2 separate regions of the Homo sapiens genome follow, and region 2 is linked to region 1. A link is an interaction called in ENCODE POLR2A ChIA-PET data of the cell type or tissue named here. Cell type or tissue: A673. All regions are shown on one strand. Links, peaks and the distances in the headings refer to the core of each region. The heading gives the core; the rest is flanking DNA. Region 1 overlaps DLG2 (discs large MAGUK scaffold protein 2). Region 2 overlaps DLG2 (discs large MAGUK scaffold protein 2).

Region 1 (8,345 bases), core at 12-8,011:
TTCAGAAACTCCTGAGCACCATCTTAAAGTGAAAGATGGGACAACAAACCCCAAGCACATATTTCAGTTTTACAATATTTAATAGCTTCTCATTTCAGTCAGAATATGGCTGCTTATTGGAAAAGTTTAGGCTAATGACAGTGTAGTAGAAAGAGTCTGGATTTTTAAGTCAAAATGGTTCTAATACTGCTGGCCGTGTGATCTTCAAACATTGATTTCCTCTGTCCCAGCTTTAGGGTTGCTCATCTGCATTTGGATTCAAGAGTACTTTCCCAGCAGGTTATTTTGAGGCTAAATGAGGTAATATACTGATAGAGACCCTTTAATACTAGCTACTTAATAAACTTTAGATCTTCATATACACTAAAGCTCATTATTAGGATCTTTGGGAGTCATATATTAAATGTAAATGAATTATTCAGGCAGAACTTTCTCTAAAATAGATGTTACGCTTCACTGCTTTAGCAAACAGAGTATACTGAACATAATTTAAATTCTTCTGAAGTCTCATGACTATCATTCAACATGTCATTTTTGGTACTGTGTATCATGCAGTAGTATCTTCAAGGCTACTGAGGTGTATAAAGCTGTCTGCCCCTGCCCTAAATCTGCCACACATTTAAATCCTGCGGCCTTACCTCCAGCTGGCTTTCATCTGCCCCATATTCTCCAGTCCCATTGCTTAGGCCTAGTTTAGGGCCTCACAATTTCTAGCTTGGATTGCTGCAGCAGCCAAACAGGTTCCCCTATTTCCTATTCCTATTCTCAGCATCCCCAAGTCCTTCCTTGGCACTTAGCAAGAGTAGTTTTTCCAAAACCACATCTGAGTACTTGACATGCTTGCTTAATAAACAAAACAATTCTTTCAATGGCTCTCTATGAACTACAGCCTTAAGTCCAAATTCAGCATGGAAGGTATGTAAATACCTCTGTGAGCTCACCTTATCACCTCTCGGACTTCCCCTTCCCTCATGCCTAACCCCTCCAGAGGAGAGTAGGCTTCTGTCATGCTGAACCAGGTCTTGCATGATAGATTCCTGAGGGCCTTAGGCTATTTCACACCTCCTTGCTTTTGCTTATCCAGCTTCCTCTGATTGGAAAACTGTTACGTCTGATTGGACAACTATCTATCGCCTCCCTCCCTATCATTGGTTTTCTAATAAACACTTACCAATCCTTCAAAAGATCCAAAAAGCATCTTAGGTTTTAGGAAACCCATCTTGCCCTTCCTTTGTCAATTCCCTGACTAGGAGTGACCACTTACCCCTTTCTTTGTGACACCATGGGGCACTGAATAGCTCTTCATAACAGCGTAATACTGTGGAATTACCTGTGTAACTCCCACCGCCACTAGACATTGTGTTTTTTGAGGACAAGATCCTGTGTCATTTATCAAGCCCCAACCACAGGGCAGGCACTCTATAATCACTGGTTAGTATCTTTTTGAGTCCTACTAGTTCTCTCTTTCTCTCTTGCTCTCATTATCCTATCTGTAACCTACAGTGAGTTGAAAAGCAGTATTAGTAGTTTGGAAGAACTAAACTAATGTTAAATAGGTTTTGCATGAGGGGCTGTAGAGATATCTTTGAATTAAGTTCATGAGCTTGGAAAATCTATATTTCTAGGAACATTTATTTTGGCTACTGATTAGTTCTTAATAGTGTTTTGATCCTTGAGATTGTTAGATAAATTGCCTACAGATAAGCTGAGTGTAATCTGATGTGATTGACATTTATTGAAACCCTCCCTAATGTCCCAGGTTCTGGGCCAGAAACTGAGAACATAAAGGCATGGTCAACAAGGCATTTAAGAGGCTCATGTATACGTCTATGCCAGTTAAAATAAGCTCATGATAGAGAGATTATTCACACACACATCCTATTTTTTTCAAAGATGAGGAAAAGATGAGTTCACACAGCTAGCTATAGGGTGTGTGTGTGTGTGTGTGTGTGTGTGTGTGTATGACATTCAATTCCAGGTCTGTGTGAATCCAGCTGAGCTCTCCATTTTACTCTTTCCTGTTCCTATTGGAACCAGCCTGTGAAGACAAGAATGCAATGTTTCTCTTGAGAAATTTTATACATCTCCTTTTCTGCTATCACAACTTAAAGTCCATTCCTGAATATAAAAAATTGAATCACAAAATTTGGCAGCCTGTATTTAATGGGACTTTTAGAAAACTTGTTTGATGCTGTGGATTACTATCGTAGCTACATACAGTCAAGGCAGACAGGAAGAGAGAGAGGGTAGTGTCTGAGTGCCAAAAGTCATCCATGTTCTTAGTCTAGCAATAGCAAATACACGGCCCTCCTGTACAGAGAGATGTGCAGACTGGGGCCTCTGCCCTGGGGTGCATTACTGCCCACACACCAATCTCAGAAGCAATGACTATCTCTGAAAACTCCTACCTTTCCTAAAGCCTGAGCACATGTTCAGTCACCTCAGTGAAAGTGAAGGAGGGAGGAAGGGTATTAGTTTAGTCTTGTCAAACATGGGCTATAACAGAGGCTGCAAACAGACTTTGCCTCACATGCCAAAGCAGATGGTGTGATAGAGGCTGTTGAGAAAGCTTCTGAAGTTGTCTCTGGACTCAGTGGGAAGAATGCCGAGTGCAATGATAAACAATGTCTGTTCTGGTATTGAGGGAAGCATTGCCTATAGGTATTTACTATCCTTGGTAGAAGTTTCAGTTGTCATTTAGCATAAGCCAGGCTGTGCTATTACTTAGTGTAGAAGTTCTGAACTCAACTAAGAGCATGCAATGATAGAGTAAGATACAATCTATAATACCTGTCAAATCTGGCACATAGCAGATGCTCAATAAATGTTTACTGAAGAAATGAATGCAAAGTCCTATGGCTTTATGTTGGAAGAGAAATAGAGTTCTTCCCCTCATAATCAGGGGAAGTGGGGTACACTGAGATTACTTTGCCAAGGGTCCTCAATGCCATGCCGAAGAGTTGGGGGCATTATTCTATATGGGCTAGTAGTTTCCAAACTTAGTTTAATTCCCTAAGGTGTTCTGTATGTAGAATTCCTGTGATGTATGTAGCTACCCTGTGATGTTCTGACTTGGTAAGTTGGTAAGTGTGGGGATGGAGCCAACGATTCTCTTTTTGTTTGAACCACCTGTTAGCTTCTCAAACAACTTGTATAATCAGCCAAATATGAGAATTACAGCTGCAAAGTAATATGTGATGTTCTTTTTTTTTTTTTTTTTTTTTGACAAGGTCTCACTCTGTCGCCCAAGCTGGAGTGCAGTGGTGCGATCTCGGCTCAATGCAACCTCTGCCTCCCAGGCTTAAACCATTCTTCCACCTCGGCCTCCCATGTAGCTGGGACTACAGGCACATGCCAACATGCCAAGCTAATTTTTGTATATATTTCTTTCTTTTTTTTTTTGGTAGAGATAGGGTTTCAGCCTGGGCTGATCTCGAACTCCTGGGCTCAAGTGATCTGCCGGCCTCGGCCTCCCAAAGTGCTGGGGTTACAGGCGTGAGGCACAGGGCTCAGCCGTCAATGAAGTTCTTAAGGAGAAGAACAACTTGCTGTGATCACAGATCTTTGCTTCTGGTTCTCCAAGTTCTTAGTGTTTTCTGCTTATTGAGACCAGAACGAACCCTGCTTTGTAGAGACAGACCTACCAGACTGTGTCCTGGTGAATCAGACTCCAGCTCCCAAAGCACTTTGCCACAGACCCCTCTTCCTCAGGAAGAAGGATGAAGATTGAGCACTTTTGCAAAGCAACCAAGAGAGTAATGTGCTGCAGTGGGAATAAATCATGGACAGAGGAAATGAATGAACCACATGTTTCTGGATTTCAAATATCACTTCTGGAAATGAGCGAGTCTTTCTGCTTTCTGATTTCAATTAATTTTCTTACAAACTCTCCCTAGCATTTTTCATTGCAGTCAATTATTTAACTTGTTCCAGTATGAAAATTGGGTCCTTACAAAACACTTAATTGATTTGACCCGTGCTCTGACACAACACTTTGCAAAATGCATGTGCGTTCATACAGATTAGTCATCTGAGTCATTATTTTCCAGCAAATTACAGCACCATGCCGGCAGTGGATGGCACCTAATATTGTGAAAATATGAACTTCTTATTCTTGTGGAGAGTTACAACAAAGAAAGGGTGGTTGGAAGTCCAATAAGGACATCATTTGTCCTAAGACTTTGACTAGGAGTCTATTCATCTCTAACACTGCCTCCCTGCAGGAGAAAACGTTAAACCAAGAAAGAGATTGGGGCAGAATGGAGAGAATGGGGCCTGGGCCCGGCAGACTGAATCTGAATTTCAGAGCAGCTCCTTGGCCATGTTTCAGTCTTAGAACTGGACAAAATTTTTTTTTAGCTGTTTTGATTCACAGCACACCTCTGTGTAAATTTGGATACATTCTTACCTGCCTCATAGTGGTATAGTGAAGAACAGAAAAAATGAAGAGAGAACCTGAATATAGTAAGTGCTCAGGAAATGGTGACAAGGATGTGATATTGCTGACAAAATTAGTTTATCATTTTTTATTCCAATTTTACTTATTTATAATTCAGTCTCACCTATTTATAGAACAAACTGAGGCAATATGATCACATTTTAAAGAGCATTCTTATTATTTTCCTTCATGATTCTATTTTCTATATCCATACACTCAGTCTAGGCCTATGCTTTACCATCTTTTTTTGTTTTAGGGATAAAACCCAGTGACTGTGTGTGTGTGTGTATGTGTGTGCATGTGTGTGTATGTGTGTGTATGTGTGTTCGTGTGTGTGTGAATGAATGCATACAAGTGATGGTAGTGGGAGAGAGATAGATCGCATATTCAATAAATCATATAAAATCTCTGCACAATTTTTTAAAAATAAAATAGTATTATACACCGATCACCACGACAAAGAATATTAACAGTGACTTAGATTCCCTCAGGATGCCATTTTTTATATAATTTCCTTCCTAAGTACTCTTCTTCCATAAGTAACTCTCCTGAAATTAGGGTAAATCATCCTCTAACTATCTTTCTTTTTTTGGCCCATCCATGTTGATGTATATAACAGTTCTTCATTCATTCTCACAGTTATATTCATTGTATAAATATAACTCATACATCCATCTTACATTGTTATCTTTAGATTTTATTAACAGTATCAGTATATATATTGTTATACATGTCTTCTATCCCTGTATACAAATTTTCCCTAAGGTACATGCTTAAAGAAAGGAGTCGCTGAGTAATATTTTTAATTTTATTAAATAATGTTAAACTGTTTTCCAAAGTAGTTCTTCCAGTTGACACAGTGGATGAGAATTCTAACAGTTTCATATCCTCTCTAACACTTGAATCAACTGGACTTCATAATTTTTATCAGTTTAGTAAATGTGAGTGGTGCCTTATTGCAGTTTAACTTGTAATTCCTTGATTATCAATGATTTTAAGCATGTTTTCATATGTTAATAAGTAATTTGTGTTTTTTCCTCTTTGTTTTAAAAGTCCTTACCCATTTTCTATAGGGCTGTTTGAATCTTTCTGATTGCTTTATAGTTCTCCATGTATAGTATTCTAGAAGTGATTTTTTACCAGCTATGCAAGTTGCAAATATCTGTTCTCTTTTATTTTCAATTCATGTCACATTTCACCTCAGAAAAGTCAGATATAAGATCCCAAAGGTTTTTATTTCTCTAAACTGCTGGTATGAGTAGCTAAAAATATAGATAGATTTCAAAATAAATAATTCATTACTGTGGTTTAGCAGAAATATATTCATGAATATCTTTGCTCAAGCTTGCAGAAAGTGCTGAAAAGCTAATTAAACTAAACTAAACTAAACTAAATTAAAAACAAAAAGACAGCACTGTGATGATGAAGGCTTTCATGCCAAGACTCCAAATATACTAGAAAAATTTATCTTCAGCAGTTTACTATATTCACAATGACAATGCTTCAAACTGCTTCCTTTATTCATAAGAGATTCCACCTATTTCAAGTGTGTTTATCATCCAGCCAGCACAGGCAAATGTTACCAAGTTAAGATTGAATTTCAAGTGTGTTCTTGGAATAAAACTTCTGAGAATATATTTTTCTTTAATACAATTCTCTTGGAGTCATATTTTTGGTCAACTCATCTTTGGGTTTTTGAGGAACTGAATATCCTCACCTGCTTTTTTCTGAAACAAGTGTTTCTGGGAGCTGAAAAATACACTTTGTCAAATTTCAGGGTTTTTTAGGGTAGTGAAAGTACTCCATACGATACTATAATAATGGATACATGTCATTATACATTTGTCTAAAGCCATGTATTGTTCAATACCAAGAGAAAAACCTAATGTGAAACCATAGACTTTGGGTGATAATGATGTGTCAATGCAGGTTCATCAACCGTAACACATGTGCCACTCAGGTGTGGAATTTTGATAATGGGGGTGGCTACACATGTGTGGGGGCAGGGTATATGGAAATCTCTGTACCTTCCTCTCAATTTTGCTGTGAACCTAAAACTGCTTTAAAAAAAGAAAATCTATAAGACAAAAACTAATTTAAAATTTTGTTTTAAATTCAAAGGGTGTTAAATGAAATTTATGGGAGGCTATTGTTTGGACTAAGCTCCTGCACTAGGCCCAACAGGCCAGAGCAAATCAGAATAGAGTCATTAATGTTAGGTGCCATATAATCAAACTTTGAAATGGACCAGTTTTCAAAGACAGAGAGAGAGAGAGAGAGAGAGAGAGAGAGATTGATTGATTCACAGCAACCAATCAGAAGGGGCCCAGTTTAACAGAGCCAGAAGGATAAGGAAGTTTCCTCTGATTTAACCCTATGAGGAGGACAGCTTTAAAATGCCCAATTCAATTTTGTTTCCCATTTCTGCTTTCTTGAGCCATTTTCTGCCTATAAAGCCAATCTCCTCTCCTCAGCTCACTGGAGTGCCTTATCTAAGTCTTTGGATGAGATGCTGCCTGATTCATGAATGAAAGCCAATTCAATCTTTAAATCAAATTGGTTAAAATTTTGTGTTTTCTAACAGGGGAAATGAGCTTTTTACGACCCACTCGGCAATGGTATTTAATAACGTGGAGAAAAAAACAAAACACGTAAGCAAGCAAGCAAAGAAATAAACATAAATGTCCCAACTAATTTCTAAAGCAGTGGGACCAGGGAAATAACTCCAGAAGAGACAACAGTGGTAACAGCAACAACGATTGATTACTAAGTGCCACATAATATTCTGAAGAGCTTTACCAGAATAAGCTTAGTTAATCTTCATAAGAACCCTATGGGATAAGAACTGGTTTTATACTCACTTTAAATATGAAGTAACTGAGACTCGAAGAGTTTAAAAACTTATTCAAGGTCATGCAGCAAGTTAAAGGTGCAGCTGCTTCCTGCAGTTCTTACTTTCTATATTATCAGCTATGTTCTAAAGGACTGCAAAAGCCAGGTTTGTGAATGGAACACAGAACAATACATGCAAGAGTACTTGCAGTGTTCCACTATTGTCCACAAATGTGAGAACTTCATACTTCTTCCATTTCATGGCAGTCAGCAGTCAGCATTTTTCTGCTATCAAGCCATGAAAGGTAGCAATAAAAACATTAGTATCTCATAATGCATAGCATTTACCGCTCTAAACTGTCGCTGTGATTTACTTATCTGTGACTTGAGATACTAGGAGAAGGGAACATACATTTGTTGAGTGACTTCACTATACTAGTTGTTATGCTACTTTTTAGACTCATTCCACAGAGTCATCGGTGATTCTTTGGTGTTTAACTCCTTTTCAAGAAAGGGAGGAGCTGCTACTTAAAAACATAAATTATCTTTTCATACTTAAAAGATTTACACAAACTTGAGATCCACAGAGGATTTAAGCTCTTAGGAACCAGAGGTTAAAAGGTAGTCAGTATACACTACTATACATACTAGCATATATGCTAATATATGCTAACATTTATAGAATATATGTATATATACTATAGTTGTAGTCAGTAAAGAAATTTTAAAACACAACATAATGAACAAAAACAATTAGCTAATCTGTATCTATGTATCTAAATCCGTAGGCATTTATTGTTTTATTAAGAGTGAGGAAACCTTAGATGGGTGCAGCCAGAAGCTAAAAACAATCTTATCATAGTGAAAGATGCATCAGAGGTACTGAAAGCCTTTAACATCTCCACTAGTATTTCTCATCATCTTTGAAATCAGAAAAAACAATTTTGCTTCCCTTTAGGAACGTCAGCCCATACAGTTGTCAGGGTCTTCACGGAGTTGACCTCTGTTTAAAGGAATAGAGCTACTGCTACTTGAAAACATACGTTAGTGTTTGTTAAAAAAAAAAAAGGCCGGG
Region 2 (8,345 bases), core at 305-8,304, 160 kb after region 1:
CTTTACTTTATAAGCTCTAGAGCCAAAAGAATAGTTTCCGGCATCATTATGGAGAGGCACCACACCCTCAGTATTAGAATCTTTTTGAATTATATAATTATTTAATTGAATTAATTTATGAAATAATTTATAATTATTTCACAGGAGTGAAATCCAGAATGCATTACCTGCTTTTAGAACCACCTGGGCCACAGGTTTAATTCTGAAGTGTGAACTTATGTAATGTTTTGTGTGCTAAAGATGGCAAATAGCTATGAACTTAGTGTAATTATATAATTGGTAAAGATATAAGATTGCCAAATGCATTTATTTTTACTGTGCTTTAAAAGACTGAGATATATTGCTAATTTTCATAGCTTTTATGCTAAAAGCAAACAAACAAAACAATAAGAACTTGTGAAGAGAAGCGTAGTAGTTTCAAGTCCTGGCTCTAAGGCCAGACTTCCTAGCTGGAGTCCTGGGTCTTCCTCCTACAAGCTGTGAGCCTGAACAGATCACCTTACATCTTTATTTCTCAGATTCCTCATCTGAAAGAAGGAGATAATAACCTCATAGGATTCTTGTGAGAATCGAATGTGGTAATACATGTAAAACAGAACAGTATCTTATACCAGAGAAAGCATTTGATAAAAGTAATCCAGCCCAGTTTTGAAAAAATATATAAACAAATAGAAAAATTTCCATCTTTATAATCTGTTACTGGGGATTATTACATAGAGTTAGCAGTCTTAGGGAGTCTTGGAGTTCATTATTAACATAAAATACAACATTTGTATGAGAAAAACCCATTATAGTTAGCCTTTCAGCTTTGTTCAGCAAATATTTATTGAGCATATACTATGTGTCACATTGTGTCTTAGGTATTACAGATACATAAAGCACTAATATAGAAATACATGTCATATATTGTATATTAAACAAACATACACAATATGCATATGTGGCAAGTGTGCCTATGAGGATAATAGTTATCACCTGTCCTATTCACCGAGTGCTTAGTTTGTATATGGTTCTCTACTAGGATTTCCTGTCTGCATTATTTTGTTTATGTGTCTTACTTTTGAGGAATTTATATGATCCCCATTTTCACTATGAAGAAAAATGAGGCTCAGAAAGGCTAAACAACTTTCCCAAGGTCAGCAGAGTAAGTGACAGAGTTGGAATTCAGAGGTCAGTCTGACTCCAGAGCTAGGGCTCTTCTGCTTTTTGATACTGCTTTGGTTCTTACTGACTGAGTAACAGTGAATTTATATATTTCAAACAATTTAAATTGGGTTCTACTGAGTGGAGACTGCATTGTTTACATTCTGAAACTTTTCAAAGCTAGAAAGTCATCACTTAACAAAGAACTACTTTGTGGCCTAAAGTGGCACTGAAAGTGTTAAAGAGGTGAGCTGGGACCCAGAGGTGGGATCCAAGATCGCCACTCAATGCATAATGGTAGGGACAACCCACCATGTTGTAAAGCAAACTGTCTTTAAATAGAGGCTGAGATGAATAGATGAAGACTTTCAGAGACTGGGGGCAAAGGTAAGGAGACCTTAGATAATTTGTGTTGATCAGAAACAGGGATCCTGATGCCTTCTCTTGATCTCAGGGTTGCTTAAAGGAGATGGCTTGATGAAGGGGGGTTTAGGGCTTCTTAGAAAGCTTCTCTGACTTCACACACACATATACACACTCATACATGCACATTCCCTTTCCTCATCAGACTTTGATGCCTAAAGTTCCTTTAATATAACTACCACCCCCTTCTCTTCATTTCCTACTTTTGTATTTCCCTTATTTTCTCTCCTACTCACTTCCTATAACCACCTGTAGAAAAGCTGGTATCAGAACAACTGCACTGAGTACTGATCACCATGTCTGTTGCCCCTATTGACTTGGTTAATACAAACAAAGCTAACATCTGTGTCCACCAACTATAAGTCAAGGACATAATTATTACAGAATTTAGGCTAGAAATGGTTATATGGAAGTAATCATACAGAGATTCAAATAAAATTTTTGCTGACTGTAAATGTCTTTTCTTTTCTTGGGAGAAAGACTCTGAAGGTTGTAATAAAAAATTCTGTAACCTAACAAGTCACTCTATTACCCAACAACTCTGTGTGCCTCTGCTAGACTAATCTTCCAAACCTGCCACTTCTATTGGTTAGTCTCCCATTCATTTCCACCAGGATCTAGTTCAGCCTTCTTGGTCCCTTTTCAGGCCCCACACGTCTTTCCACATCACATCCAATTACCCCACAGAACTATGCACCCCTCTCCACCCACTCCCCATAACCCAGTCCATCAGGGGACTGGATCCCTTGATCCTTTAGCTTACCAGCCATGTTCCTTTTCCATATCTTTGCAGTCTATAGGAGAATAGGTGGCTTCTATTCTCTAGTCACATTTATCGAAATCTATGAGACTTCGTTGCATAGTACAGCATAAATGAAGTTATATATATGAGTTGTATGTGAAACCCAGCACTGCTACTTAATGGCTGGGTAATCTAGAGTAGATTACTTAGTTTTGCCAAGTCTCAGTGTCCTAATGTGTACCATAAAGAGAATACAAGTAACTATCTCATAGGCATGCTTTGAGATTAAATGAAAAAATGCATGCAATCTGCTTAGTCCAGTGCTTGACATATAGTAAGGAGTTAAAAAAAGTAACTTAAAAATAATTAAATACCACAGTTTCAATCTTACTTTCTAGGCTGATCATTCTTGTTTTGATTATATCACCCTCCTCTTTACTCATAATATGGCTTGCAATTGTATCATTTATGTAATTTCTTAGGATATTTACCATTTTGTAATATAATATTTTTATGGATACGACTGCTGAACTTTTGATGAAGCAGAAACTATAAAAGAGATGCTTTCCAAGGCCACAGAGAAAGTACACTTCAAAGGACATGTTATTTATTTTCACTGATTGAGTGGTTAATTGATGGCTTCATTCATTCAATCAATGAAGAGATATACATTGAATATCTAATATATTTCAGACACCGGAATGAGTCAGAAAGATTCTGATTTAAAGGAGAGAATAAGAAGTACATAAATTACTATGACACAATGTAAAAAGTCATAAGTGTCTATATAGGTAAAGTACATTAATGGTTCAGAAGATAGAAAGATAGCAACTGGAAGCTTTATAGAGGAGGGAGACTTGAGCTGTCCTGGAAGGGCAGGTTGTATGAGTTGATTGCAAAATAAGAGGTGAGACAGGGATAGCCGAATGGCAGAGGGCACATTCCAAATCAAGGCACATGCATGAGCATAGAATTGTGGTTGGAGAGAACAAGTACCTGCGGTGAATAGCAAGGGAACAGCCGTTCAGATGGGGGGCATCCAAAAGCTCTTTTCAAAATCTGCTTGACCCCCTTGGGCTTTCTTTTAATTAGCACAACTGTGACCTCGAAGGCTTTAGCAAATGTCTTTGCTTTCCAGCTGTTTTTATTGATTTTTTTTTCATTGTAGGACTTTAATTTAGAGTAGTTCCTCCCTGCATTCATTGTTCAACAAATTACACTCATGCGGCTGTCATACCACCCTACCTGTTTCTTTAAGAAGTGACTTCCCTCTGTGAGAGAGGTTCCTGTTGACACAAAATCACAGAACGTTAGATGAGACCTAGGAGGGCTTTGTACTCATAGTGGTTTTAAATGGAGAAAGATCTCTGCAGAAAAATTTATACTAGTAGCTAAGATGGACTGCCAAATTCCTGTTCTTCACTAGGAGAAGTCCTATAGGTTCTATAAAGGACATCCAGAACCCAAATTAATAATTACAACATTGATAATAATTACCAGCTCAGCTCAGCTCTGTCCCAGATTCCAAAACTCACAAGTAGGACATTCAAAACGGAATCTTGAAGCTCCCGAAGATGTTTTATTAAATCATTTCAAAATGAATAATATTCAATATGGTTTGTGATATTTAGAAGGCAGAGAGGACATACTAACTTTCCCTCCATGGGTGGCCTTCTATTCCCTTACATTAAAATCTAAGGCACTGACAGTTGAATTGCTTAATAAACAAACTCAACATCCAAAAGACCCTCAGCTGAGCAATATCCTCAGACTCTTCTTGTGAATTCCTGAAGTTCCCTTGACATGCTCAGTTCATTAAAAGCCTTTCACCTGGTGGGCAGAAATTGTCTCCAGGCTTATGATGAATGAAAAAGAACAGAATACTAAATTTAAGAATTTAAGAAGTCCAGCTTATATTCCCATTATTGGCAGATAACAAAATTGAGGCTCAAAAGAGGCTGGATCAACTGGATCACTTAGCTGCATAGTGCAAAAGCTGAGACCAAGTCCTAAACACATATTCTTTCTCATTTCTAGACTTCCAGTTCAATGCCTGCTCACTTTCTTCTCTAATCTCACTATCTCCATCTATTCTTTTTTTTTTTTGGAGCTGGGATTACAGGTGCCTGCCACCACGCCCGGCTAATTTTTGTTATTTTTAGTAGAGATAGGGTTTCACCATGTTGACCAGGCTGGTCTCAAACTCCTGACCTCAGGTGATCCACCTGCCTCGGCCTCCCAAAGGGCTGGGATTACAGGTGTGAGCCACTGCTCCTGGCCCACCATCTCCATCTATTCTAAAAACAGAAACAGAAAAACAACAACAAAAACAACAACAACAAAAAACTGTCTCCAAATAGATCAGTCACAAATCCAGTCCCTTCTTTCCATTTCCACTGGCATCTTCCCAGTTCAACACCACGGTCCCTTGCCTAGACAACTGTAGCAGCTTACTAACTCCTCCTTGTTTCTCTAGTCTTGCCCTACCTTTCTGCCTACATCAAGTACATCATGGGTTGTCTCTATAAAAATATTCCCTTATTTAACACCCTTTGAATGTACCTCATTGTCTTAAGGTATAAGACAATGAGCAGAAGATACAAGACCTTTCAAGGTTTAGCCAAATTTTTCTTTTCAGATTTATGCTGTATAGATTTTGCTTGTTGGCTTCTCAGCTCTCCACCCTTCTTCACTCTGATCTGTGCCTGGGAAGCTGATAAGCATGGAGCACATATGGCTTCTGGTTGGGTTTGGCAAAGGGACAACACTAGCAGGAGATGAGAAGCAGAATGACAGTGAGAATGGGCATTTATTTGCTGGATTCCTCACTGCAGTCTCCTTAGGAGAATCTCTGCAGTTGGATAATTGCTACAAGGACACCCCGTCTAGGAGGGGTAACAATCCCATACTTAATAGTCCTGGAGTACCTCTCAAGTGTTAATACATCTGGCCCACTTTTTGGTAAATAACTCCTATGTTAAATTCTCCACAAATAATTCACTTCGAGTTCTATTAGTGGTTCCTTGCCAGTCTGATATTTGGCCAATCCCAAGTTGATGCCTTAATTTACAATTACAATTTGCAACTTACAATTATATTGAATAATGATAGTCTCTGAAACAAATGCACCCTGTTCATTCTTCTCTGAAGCTTTGTTCCTGTTGTTTATTTCTGTCTGAATTGCATTTGTATGCATGTATTTCTGTCTGAATTGGATTCCTACTTCCCATTACCCCCAACATCATATCTCAGGTCCTAGACTAACTGCTCCTAGACTCCTTCTGATTGAATGCAAATGGCTACATAGACATCTCTAATCCCCCTGTGCTTCCCCCTATTGGATCACCCTTGACAACGTGCTGTTGTGTGTTCCCTAATACATGGGAAACATGGAGGCCGGGAGCTGTATCATTCATCCTCATAAACTCACTACCTAGCACAGATCCCACAACAGCATAGCAACTCAACAAATCTTACTTAAATAAAATGTATCTTTATTTGGATGTGGAGGTCTTTCCCTTCCAGTTCTTACTTGGCTTGAAATTTTCCCTTGAATCTCCCAGGGAGTTATTGTAATTACCAGATGCTGGGCAAGTACCAACAAACCGTGAGAAGAACACTGTTCTAATCCTTGAGAAGCTCAAAGTCCATGATCTAACTCCCAGGCTATTTAAGAGCTCAAAGCAGATGATATGTAAGTAAAAATGCATTTTAAATAAGATATTGAAGCCAAATATGATTTGGTTTCAAAAGAGAAATTAATATTTTGAAGAAGGCATCACAAATCCAGATCCATTTATCTGAAGTACAAGACTGCCCTGCCAAATTAAATGTCTGATTCTTTATTCCCGCCAGTTTCTAAAATCTGTCAGCGATTGCTGACTCAAAAACAAAAGCATAAACAACACAGTTTAAAGATGTTCTTAACAAGTATCTGGTCCTTTCTGATGCTATGTGACAGAGCAGGGAAGACCATGCTGCAGGTGGACCATTCTATTCAAGTTACAATGGCTTTCCAATTAAGTTAGGGCAAAATTGTCACCACATTCTAGCATCACCTCACATTTTGTTCTAAAGATTTTGTCGACTATACCTCACATTTTGTATATAGATTTTGTCAACACATGTTTGTGCCATGAGTTTGGGAATTGTAGTAATTTTCATGATAAGGACAATGGCAAACCTAAGTGTTGAGATTAAGTATTAATTTTTTTTTTTTTTTTGAGACGGAGTCTTGCTCTGTCACCCAGGCTGGACTGCAGTGGCATGATCTCGGCTCACTGCAAGCTCCGCCTCCTGGGTTCATGCCATTCTCCTGCCTCAGCCTACTCAACAGCTGGGACTACAGGCGCATGCCGCCACGCCTGGCTAATTTTTTTGTATTTTTAGTAGAGACGGGGTTTCACCATGTTAACCAGGATGGTCTCGATCTTCTGACCTCGTGATCTGCCTGCCTCGGCCCTCCAAAGTGCTGGGATTACAGGCGTGAGCCAATGTGCCTGGCCAAGTATTAAATTGTTATATGACAGCTTCTTAGAAGCTTTGAACATCTGAGTCAGAGTCTGTGATATAGTTTCAAGCAAGTAGTTGTTTGTTTTGTTTTGTTATTTTCTGTTCCCATCTGCCAGGTTGGCTTTTTGAGCAGCAACCTCCCTGTCCACCCTTGAAGGCAAAGTTCCCTATAAAGGGCTGCCATACTACCCTTTTGCTAGCTTGGGACATCAGTTCTCCCCTATGGTGCATTACATACTGTTACATCACGTTTTAGCAATTATGTACAAAGAACTGAAATTAAGAATTTTTTTAACTTTTATTTTAGGTTTAGGCGTATATGTGCAGGCTTGTTATATAGGTAAACTGTGTGTTGTGGGGGTTTGGTGTCCAGATTATTTAGTCACCCAGGTAATAAGGATAATACTCAATAGATTTTTTTTAAATCCTCTCCCTCCTCCCACCCTCCACCATCAAGTAGACTCCAGTGTCTCATTCTTTTCTTTATGTCCATGCATTCTCACAAAACAGATTTTTAATAAATTAGTGTGAATCAAGATTGTTTCTATTATAGCTTCCTTCTTACTTTTGCTTGCATTGCAAATTGCTCTCTTCATTAGGAATGAAAGGAGTGAACTTATCATAAATGCATAGAAAAACCCACAGCCAATCTCACTTATGCCACATGTGACTGTTCACCATGTGAGTTGCAAGGAAAATGTGAATGATCACCATATTTCATCAATTGTAAAAGGCAACTTTTTCCACATTTTTATATACCTGAAATAAGGCTGCATCTTACAGTTGATCATACCTTATAGTTAAAATAGGCAGGTTTTTAAAATGGAATATAACATATAATGCTGTATCCCACATTAGCTGCATTTTAGACTCAAAGTTAATTACCCCAGGACCCATATCCCACTCTTTATTTTGAAATTTCTCTCTAGTCAGGCACAATGGTTCCTACAATATTGTCTGTCCTTCTTCTCTCACTGGTCCTGTCATATTATTAACTCATTTTAAAAATATTGATTGTCTATTTTGCCGGATCTCATATTCTTATAAAGTGGTTCCATTTATAGAACAGTCATTGCACCTAATTTAGACCAGTTCAAGATATTTCAGAACTTATCTTTCAGGTAAGCCCATGTTGGCCATTTGTTTGAACAAGAGCCTCTGAAAACTGTTTGGTGGATTCTAACTACAGATGGGTTATTTAGGAAAGAGAAGCCATTTCTTAATGAATGGGAGTATGCCTCATACCAGCTTATGTAAAATCACAGCAGTACTATCGCATGGCTGGAATCACATAAGCATTGGCTACCAGATCCCCTGAGACAGGTGCAGAGCTGAGAAAATCACGGTGGGAGTGATTGTGGAGGGAGTAATGATTGTGAGACAGCAGGAGGGAGAAGCTTCCTACCCTACCACTCCCAGCTTTTGGAACTTCAAAGTGCTGATGTATCATAGACATTCAATATATGGTTGTTTAATGAATGAATATATTTAGCCAAAAAATCAGATTAAAGCAATTTGAATGAGT

Evidence for each region. Peaks named below come from ENCODE experiments on the same cell type or tissue, not always from the same donor. Only the 100,000 strongest peaks of a DNase experiment are listed, where the experiment ranks them.
Region 2: POLR2A ChIA-PET joins it to region 1 with 9 read pairs; 1 of 35 experiments calls an interaction of 5 or more read pairs at or near these places.

Annotation. Positions count from the first base shown.
Region 1 is chr11:83,598,308-83,606,652 of GRCh38, forward strand. All of the region lies in intron 19 of DLG2 (discs large MAGUK scaffold protein 2), which reads right to left. Among named protein-coding and RNA genes, the nearest start is that of DLG2-AS2, 35 kb to the right of the region's middle. In A673, for the core only: no CTCF peak of the experiment used is centred there; a DNase peak (open chromatin) is centred at 4,024; H3K27ac peaks cover 3,663 bases.
Region 2 is chr11:83,756,068-83,764,412 of GRCh38, forward strand. All of the region lies in intron 18 of DLG2 (discs large MAGUK scaffold protein 2), which reads right to left. Among named protein-coding and RNA genes, the nearest start is that of DLG2-AS2, 120 kb to the left of the region's middle. In A673, for the core only: no CTCF peak of the experiment used is centred there; no DNase peak of the experiment used is centred there; H3K27ac peaks cover 2,310 bases.